Regions from separate parts of the Mus musculus genome. Here region 1 is linked to region 2. A link is a contact called in ENCODE POLR2A ChIA-PET data. All regions are on one chromosome and are shown on one strand. Each heading gives the region's core, a stretch centred on a gene start or an enhancer-like site at or near the end of the contact. The rest is flanking DNA. Distances are from core to core; before and after follow the strand shown.

Region 1 (4,355 bases), core at 860-3,359, 140 kb after region 2:
TTCCAGAGCCTGTAGGACCAGAAAGGGCAATCCTGGCATCTGTAATTGTCTCCACACTGGGACTGAATCCAGGGCATGGGCATGCAGGCAAGCGCTCACCACAGCCCCAGCAAATTCTTAAGAGAATGTTCCCTGGCTTTAAATCATCTACCTAATGCAACGTGCTTGCAGTCTGAGGTAAACTGAGAATGGGAGCTAAGAAGATCAAAGGTAGAAGGTCATTTTCAAGGACAGTTCTGTTTCAATGAGGGCACTTCTGGACTACTTTGATTTTTTTGTTTTGTTTTGTTTTCTAAAGACAGGGTCTCTCTGTAGTCCTGACCGCACTAGAACTGGTTTGGTCTCAAAAATCAAAGAGATCTGCCTGCCTCTGCCTTCCTAGTGCTGGGGGGTTAAAAGACCCATCATCTGCACCTCACCTCTGACTCCAGCAATTCGATGGAGGTAGATGACATCAGCATTTGCAGTTCATCAGGCTCCACCACTGTATTTGCCATGCACCCCAAATCAGGAAGACAACCACCACCCCCCCCCCCAAAGACCAAAGGACAAAGTCTCAATTACCACATAAATCAAGCCAGGCTGAAAAATGCAACAGAACCTGACAGTTAAATGCCAGGACTTTATCTTTTAAAATCGCTCTCCTCCACATCTACCCAGTCTTAAAAATTAGCAAGTTAGAGAGCATCTGCTACCTGATTCTCCCATCCCATGGACATTAAAACTAGCAATGTGTTCATTTCTTCACTAGTTGGATAGAACCAGGGCCAGAGATGATGTAAAATTCTTTAGGGCTCCTACTATCTTATCGGGCAATCGGTATGAAAACCTCATTTATTAAGCAGAATGTCTCTCTTACAATCCAGACGCACATACTGCTGCATTTGTCAAAAAAAGATATTCAAGCCGGGCGTGGTCTCGCACGCCTTTAGTCCCAGCACTTGGGAGGCAGAGGCAGGCGGATTTCTGAGTTCGAGGCCAGCCTGGTCTACAAAGTGAGTTCCAGGACAGCCAGGGCTACACAGAGAAACCAAAAAAAAAAAAAAAGTATTCATTTTTGTTCCATGTGAGTCTTTCATCCTCCCGTTCTCCACTGGAACCCTCCCACGGCTTCGGCTTCCAGTTTCCTTCCAGCAAACATAGCTTGAGAAGTTGGCAGTCTTGCGCCAGCTTTCTACAAAACTGCCATTTACCAAGCCTCCACCCAAGCCCCCCAAACCACCACTGCCACCCACTTTCCCTGAACTGTCGACTAACTCCCGACTAGAAGGCTGGCAAGATCTCCTCCTAGCCCGGCTGGAAACACCCACGCAGGCAGGCGCAACCCCCCCCCCTCCCGGAACACCCAGATGGATCCTCGGCGCAGGAATTCTACAGCAGGGGGAACTGCTCGCAACTCCCTGATCTTGGAAACCGTTGCTAGGTGGCGCTTTCCCCCAAGGAGCTGGGGGTTTAAAAAAAAAAAAAAAACTTCTGGCGTTGAGGGTCTGGTCTTCCCCAGAGGAACGCGAAACCCTTGCGTCCTTTCTAGAACTATCCATCCCGAGCCGCCCTGAGTGCTACAGGGAAACTGCCAGGCGCCCAGAGGACGCAGAATCGGGGAGTAGGAACTACGCGGCGCCGGGTCCTCACCTTCTTGATATGGGCCGCAATATCCTTCTCGATGTTGTACTTCTCCAACGCCTGGGTAGCGCACTCCACCGAGTCCTGTTGCATCTCTTCCGACATGTCTGCATTTTTGATCACCGCCTTCCGGTCGCACATGGTTACCTGTGTGGTGACGAAGCGCAGGGAAGAGGGAGAGGGGTCGGGTGCGGGCCGCGCTCGCTGCCCTCCCGACCGGCGCCCCCCTTGAGGACGACGCCCCCACCCGCTTCCGAGGGGCAGCTCCCGAGGTCCGCACCGCAGGCCCGAGGTAGGGGGGACGGGGAGGACCCGAGCCCGGTCTCACCGTGGAGCAGAGGCCAGCCGGCTGCTGCGAGCTCCTAGGGAAGGTGCGGGCGCCGCTCAAGCAGCAGAAGACAGCCGGTCGCTACCGAAGCCGTGGCGCATCTAAGCTGCCCCACGCCAGCCGCCGCCGCCTAATCCCTAGGCCCCGCCCTGCGCCCGCGGCCCCGCCCCCGGCCCGCGTCGCTATTGGCCATCCGCTACCGCCAGCCTCTCCCGATTGGCTAGCGGATTCAATGGTTCCCTCAGGATCTTTCCCCCGCGTTTTGTTGCAGACCACAATGCACCGCGCACAGCGTCGGTTGCCCGGGCGATGCGCGGCACGCGTGCGGAGGCCCACACACCCTGAAGGCGGAGCCCCGGGTCGAGTGGCTGGCTCCCGGACCACCCAGCAGTCTGGAAGGAGGTGAGGGCGGGCATTTTCCTCTCGGGGGCCCCACTGAGGTTAGCGCAGGGTGTGTTCTGGAATCGCAGGTTCTAGAAGGCTGGGAGCTGCCGCCCCAGGTGCCGCCCATTTCCACCATCTCCCCCCACCCACCCGGGGTCCGCACGATTTATGGCCTTTGACAGGTGGCCTCGAGCTTAGCAAGGGTGAGCCATCGATGCAGTTGCACTCAGGGTCTCGTAGGGCTTGGTTCGAAGCTCTGCTGTCACATTCCTGAAGTTTGTAAGTAAGTGCGTGTGTCTGAGGAGGCCCTGGGCTTGAGAGGCAAGTTCTACGTTCTGCCACTGAACCCTGTTTTCTTTCTTTTTCGTTTTTTCTGCCCGTGTCCTCCCCACCCTACCTTAGCATCGTCTCCCTAAGTAGCCCCAGGATGATCTAAAGTTCGCATTTCTTCTTGGCGCCTCCCCCATGCGCCATCACACCGGGTTAAATTCCGAATTTTATAACATGACACTACATGCTTATTTCGTACTGTAGCCCCTGTGTAGCTGGTACTGCCCTAGGAGACCGTATACATACTGATAGCCTAATGATTGAAGGAGAAATTCGGGAAAGGGATCGCGTATCCAGGAGGTAGAGCCTGTCTGCCAGGCAGTGGGGACCTCAAGATCTGGAATGTGGGTGGATGCCCAGTGTGTACAGGTGAGGCTGCTTCCTCGGATAGAATGTCCATTTGGGCAAAGTTTCTTGGCTGAGGATTTATTTATACAAAGGAAGACGTATCTTAAGAAAGTGATCCTAAGATGTGTCTCCTCTGGCATTTATGACTAATCGTACCCACATAATAAATAAATAAATAAAAATAACAAAATACTGGGCTACCCCTCAGTCAGTAGAGCATTTGCTTGGTATGAGTGAGGCCAGAGGCTGCATATTTGATCCCCAGGAGGCTCCAGGAGGGAGTCAGAACACTGGAAGACAGGAACAGAAGGATCAGAAATTCAAGTCCAGCTTTGGATAGATGGCGCCAAGGCTAGCCTGGGCTACATGAGATCCTGTGTAAACTGCCCTCCCCCCCAAAAAAATAAATGAAATAAAACGAGTCAGCAGCAGTGAGTGGGTGCTTGACCTCTGCTCAGCACCGTACCACTCACAACAGCTGTGTCTGAGAGGATCTTCTTTTTCTTGCTCTCTTTAAAAAAAAAAAAAAAAAAAAAAAAAGCTGGGCGTGGTGGCACACGCCTTTAATCCCAGCACTTGGGAGGCAGAGGCAGACGGATTTCTGAGTTCGAGGCCAGCCTGGTCTACAAAGTGAGTTCCAGGACAGCCAGGGCTACACAGAGAAGCCCTGTCTTGAAAAACCAAAAAAAAAAAAAAAAAAAAAAAAAAAGTTTGTGGGTGTTTGGTTGTATGTCCCTGTGCCACATCTATGCCTGGTACTCAGGGAGGACAGGAAAGGGCATTGGGTGGTCTGGCTCTGGGATTTCAGAGAGTTGTAAACTGCCATATGGGTGATGGGAATTGAACCTGGATCCTCAGAAGAACATCTGTAACTGCTGAGCTCTCTTTCCAGCCCCAAGGGGACCCTCTGTTTTTACATTCTCGGCGAAGCTGTGCAGCTGGGGGTTACCTTGAATCCCTGATCTCCTTGCTCCCACATTTCAAGGACTGGAATTTAAGGCACAGGCCACCAAACCTAGTTTTTAAGGGGTTCAAGAACTGAGCCAGGGCCTTGTGAGTCTAGGCAAACGTTCTACCAGCAGAGCCATTTCCCCAACCCTGTCTAATCAGGTATCAGCTGTAGTGGCTCCTTCCCCTGAATTCCTTTTTGCCTCTCACCACCATGCTGTTATGTCCTAGAATACTTAGATCCCCTCCATGAAGTTTGCCTTGTGCTTTCCCCAGAGGGATTAGCTCCTGTGTTGTCCTTCCTGGTGAGTGTCCGTGGGCCCTGCCTCTCCTGTTCCCTATTCCAACTTCAGCATCCACTTCACTGTCTAGGGCTAGGGATGTAGCTCAGGGG
Region 2 (4,517 bases), core at 1,783-4,282:
AATGTCCTCAGCACACGTGCTGCAAACAGTATCCCAGCCATGTGGGAAAAGAAATGAAGCACTGCCCTCCTGCAATCAGCATAAATAGCTGCATGAGACAAGGGTCTCCAAATAAGGGGCACACCCTGATCCCGAGAAGGCAAGGCAGCCTGAACAGCTGCTCTTCCCTGGGCAGGGCCGATGCCTCAGAACAGAACAAACTAGAAAGCTGACTGCTCAGTGGACGCTTAAACGTATCTGGGGCCCAGACCCAATGCCAGGGAGCTGCCTAGGGACTTAGTAAGTACTAACACTCGCCGGTCCACGCCACAGCACTATACCCAACTTTTCTTTCTATCCATGCCTTCGTGCCGGCCACACCCAGACAAGCAGACAGTCTGGGGCAGGGGACCTTCGGTTCTACTTCCCCCCAAATGCTATCGTCCAAAATCAGATTCCACGATGAAAGAGTCTGGCAGGTCTCACACACTGTGTATTTGCTACAATTACCCAGCCCAACCCCAACCCCTGACACACACACACACACACACACACACACACACACACACACATGAGTGTTCTGGCCCCCAGGAAACTACAATCCAAGGACGAGAGAGCCTAGCTGGCTACTGACCAGGCCAAAACTAAACCACCTGCACCAGCAACCTAAAAGCAGAGTATCAGAATAAGAGGAATACCAGAGGACTAAAGATGGCAGTCCTAGTTTCATCCTCTGTACCGGGGACCTAACAGGAGGACAATGGAACCAGTGTATAGCTGGATATCTGAATGAAGAAACCAGCTGTACACTGCCCTCACCACCATTATCTCAAGAGGCAAAGTCCACCAACTGTGCGGTTTCCTCAGGAGCTCCTTCCTCTCTGCCCACAAGCATGAAGAAAGAGGAACACCAGCAACAGAGGCAGTAACGACCTGCTGTTACAAAGTCTGGCTTTGGCTGCCACGACCTGGAGCCCTGACTCAGCGGAATCCAGGTTCCTGGGACCTGCATGCCAGGTCTAAATGAATTCCAGGACACAGAACTTCAGAGAACAGCCCCATGTGCCAAGACCCTTACATGTATAAAAGCAAAGAATTCTGGTTTCTTTTGTGAAACAAGCTCTCATAATGTAGCCCTGGATTGCTGGCTGACCTGGATCTCCCTAGATAAACCAGACTGGCTTTCATCAATCAGGGATCCTCCTGCCTCTGCCTTGATGGTACTGAGATTATAGGTGTGTGCCACAACATCCAGATAAGACACACACAATATAACTATCTCGACACAGAAACTGGGAGAAACTAAGTTGAAACCTTCAGTAAAGTTAAAAGAACCACACACAAACACTGAAAAAAGAGATTTCCTGTTGTCTGCAAAGGCAGCCTCTGCGCCCAGCATACAGCATCAATCTTCCAGAACATGAAACAAGAAAAACCTTTTCAAAAAACCTTTTCAAACAGTTTTGTGTAGTGTTCTGCCTGCATGTATGTCTCTCTGTGCACACGTGTGCCTGTGACTGTGGATGTCAGAAAGCCGCACTGGATCCCTGGGAAATGGAGTTATGGACAATCCTGAGCTATCATCTGGATGCTGGGAATCAAACGGGTTCTCTGAGAGAACAATCTGCACTCTTAACCACCGAGCCAGCTCTTCAGTCCCCGACTTTCCTTCTAAACCTGTTTTTCAATCCTACTTATGGAAGAATCTAGAGCGGTTTTCTCCAAAGAATGAATTGGGGGGGGGGGGGGTAAGGTAACCTATAACAGAAGTGCCTAGGGCAGAGACCCGAGTCCCAGCTAGTTAAGTTAAAAAAAAAAAAAAAAGTTTGTCTACTGTGTCTAGAGACTGCCCAGGAACCTGTATTTTTAACCATCTGTTCTCAAAAATTCTCATTTGGCCGTTGTGAACCTGTATTTTTAACCATCTGCCCTCAAAATTCTCATTTGGCCGTTGTGAACTGTGAAACTCTGTAAAACCCACTTTCCCCCTAAGCTGGGATCAAACGTCTTACGATCACCCGGGGGTCACACTCAAACCTTACACAGGTTGACCTCATAGGCAGGATGGGCTGCGATATACCGACACCCGTCGGGTGGCTTTGACTTTTAAGCATACAAATTCCAAAGGAGGGGAGGGGAGGGGTGCCACAGTCAAACTTTCCCGTACTATTCCCCCTTCGAAGACTCCCTGCCGTTCTGGCGAAGAATCAAGCCTCAGTCCCGGGCTTGGAAGGGGCACGGAAAACGGCGGGTGATCTGTAGGGTGGGCAAAGCATCTCCTGGAAACCGTCGCGATGGATGGCAGAGCAGCGGAGTCGATGACCTCCAACCTGCGAGGCCTCCAGGCGCCAGGCAAAAGGCCACCCTTGCCTTTTACATTCCCAGCTTGGGTGGGATGAGGGGCTGGGGCAAGGTAAAATGAGAAAGGGTCTAAATATAAACTTCTCGCCAACTCTATGCCTCGATGGCTCTTGGAAGCTTCCAGTCAGGGCTAGGCCCTGGGTCCTGGCCAGGTCCCTGGAGGGTGGGGGGTTGGGGGGCTGGGGGTAGGTTCACTGCAGAGAGAAACTTCGTTCCAAGGCTGTGGTCTCCCGGCTGGAGAGGAAGGGGTTCGAGGCCCGCAGCTGCGCCCTGCTCCCAGGCTGCGGACCCCCCCAGGCTCGGCCGGAGGGGCTCTCACCTCGGCCCACCCGGCCTTCCAGAGGGTCCTTGCGGAAGTGGATCCCGTGCACGTCCACATGCGCCTCGCCGCCTGCGTTCACTGCCCAGATGACGCTCTCCGGCAGTCCGGCCCCGGCGGCGCCGACCACGCCGAGCCCCGGACCCCGGAGCTTCGGTCCCAGCAGCAGCAGCAACAGAAGCAGCCGGAGAAGCGCCACAGCGGTTCCCTCGGCTCCCCGGGGCCTCAGCATGGCGGCCACCACGGCGGGGGCAGCCCCTGCCGACCCTCGTCCTCGGCCGGCCGCCCCCAACTCAGGAGAACAGCGCAGCGGACCGTTCTGCCTCGGCAACCCGGGACATGTCGCTCTCAGGGCCTCCTCCTCCTCCTCCTCCACCTCCTCGGCCTTGGGGCGCCGCCTCCCACCTCGGGAGCAACCTACCCCGACGCCCAGCCCTCAGCCCGGAGCGCCTCAGCCAATCAGAGGGAGGCCCTCATGAATTACCCACCACCCCGCCGAGAGCGGCCGCGCCATTGGCTGGTGCGTCCGGGGAGGGGAGTGGCCGCGCCTAGGCTCCGGCCCAACCACGGGGCACGAGAAGGAGCGCGCGCCCAGGGAGGGAGTTCGGTTGAAGCGGCGGTTCCATGCGGAAGTGGCGGGTGCAGCGCCCAGGCCGCCCCGGAATCCCACAGTCGACTGGGAAAGGTGGCCTGGGCCGGGGAAGGTTTAGAGAAGGGCGCACTGACACGTCGCCAACACTTCCGGTGCTCTAGAGCTGGGGACCGAGTCAGCTCAGAAGGGGGCGTTGCCGCCTTTTCCATCCCTCCTCCTTCAACTCAGAAAGCAAGAGCCCAGGCTCTTGCAAGCCGAGCGATGGTTTGTCCCCGGGTGGAGCATCGGGGCCCGTCTCTCCCTTGGATGCCATGTGAACAGGTGGCGGGACACGCGAGTCCCGCGAGGATACGGTCCCCACCGTCACCCCTTAGCAGGCGCTTGGTGTGTGGTAGCGTCCAGGAGGCCGTCCAATCAGAATGCTCCAACGCAGCGGAAACGCGTGGCTGTTAGGGGGAGGGGGCTCCAGGGTGCCTGCGTCTCCATGGCGACGGTCCCTGGCGGGCCTGGAAACCTAAGTGGAGCTAGGGGCTTCCTCCTCCTCCTCCTGCTGGGGACCACTGGCACGACCCGAGCTCCCTGCTTTGGCATTTCACACAGCGCTCTTCTGCGTTATTGTCCATGCCCTTGGGTATCTGCCTCAACTCCCATTTTTCCGACCCAGCCAAGCGGGGGAAGTGGAATCATTTGTTCCATAAGTACTTATCCTGTCCATACAGATAATGCGGACAAAACATGGAAAGCCCGGTTGAATTTGATTTTTGAGGTTCAGAAAAAGGAACATAAAACAACTCTGGGCGCGCTGACGCCAGGTGACGCGTGCCTGTATTCTCAGAGGTTAAAGCAGGATGATTACCGGGAGTTTTAAAAGGCCAGCTTGAGCTCCAAGAGTGCGATCCTGTCTCTATAACAATAAATAGGAGGCTGGAAAGATGGCTCGGTGTCTAGAGCGCTAGCTGCTTTGGCAGAGAACATGGGTTTTTTTACCCCCAGTCCCCTTAAGGCTGCTAAGGATGTGGGGGCCCAAAGGCCAGGAGGTCGTGGCACATGCCTTTAATCCCAGCACTTGGGAGGCAGAGGCAGGCGGATTTCTGAGTTCGAGGCCAGCCTGGTCTACAAAGTGAGTTCCAGAACAGCCAGGGCTATACAGAGAAAAACTAAAAAAAAAAGAAGGGGTCGCGGTTTTCTGACCTTCATTGTGTGTCCGTGACACGTAGACATACAGGTATTAAAGCCCCTGCTTGGGACTGCCAAGATCCAGGTCAA

Evidence for each region. ChIA-PET counts read pairs that join two places held with the same protein, here RNA polymerase II (POLR2A).
Region 1: POLR2A ChIA-PET joins it to region 2 with 11 read pairs in Patski. The contact joins the promoter of Dynll1 here to the promoter of Mlec in region 2. POLR2A ChIA-PET finds 5 or more read pairs at or near these places in 4 of 5 experiments (Patski and embryonic stem cell).

What each region holds. Positions count from the first base shown.
Region 1 is chr5:115,298,881-115,303,235 of GRCm38, forward strand. It overlaps Dynll1 (dynein light chain LC8-type 1), which reads right to left and starts at 2,110. Exons shown (of 3, transcript NM_019682.4): 1 at 1,952-2,110; 2 at 1,633-1,770. The coding sequence starts at 1,764. It overlaps Gm13830 (predicted gene 13830), which reads left to right and starts at 2,240. Exons shown (of 2, transcript NR_131932.1): 1 at 2,240-2,353.
Region 2 is chr5:115,155,144-115,159,660 of GRCm38, forward strand. Mlec (malectin) reads right to left here and starts at 3,033. Exons shown (of 5, transcript NM_175403.3): 1 at 2,660-3,033. The coding sequence starts at 2,891. Gm35465 (a long non-coding RNA gene) reads left to right here and starts at 4,356. Exons shown (of 2, transcript XR_387598.3): 1 at 4,356-4,517.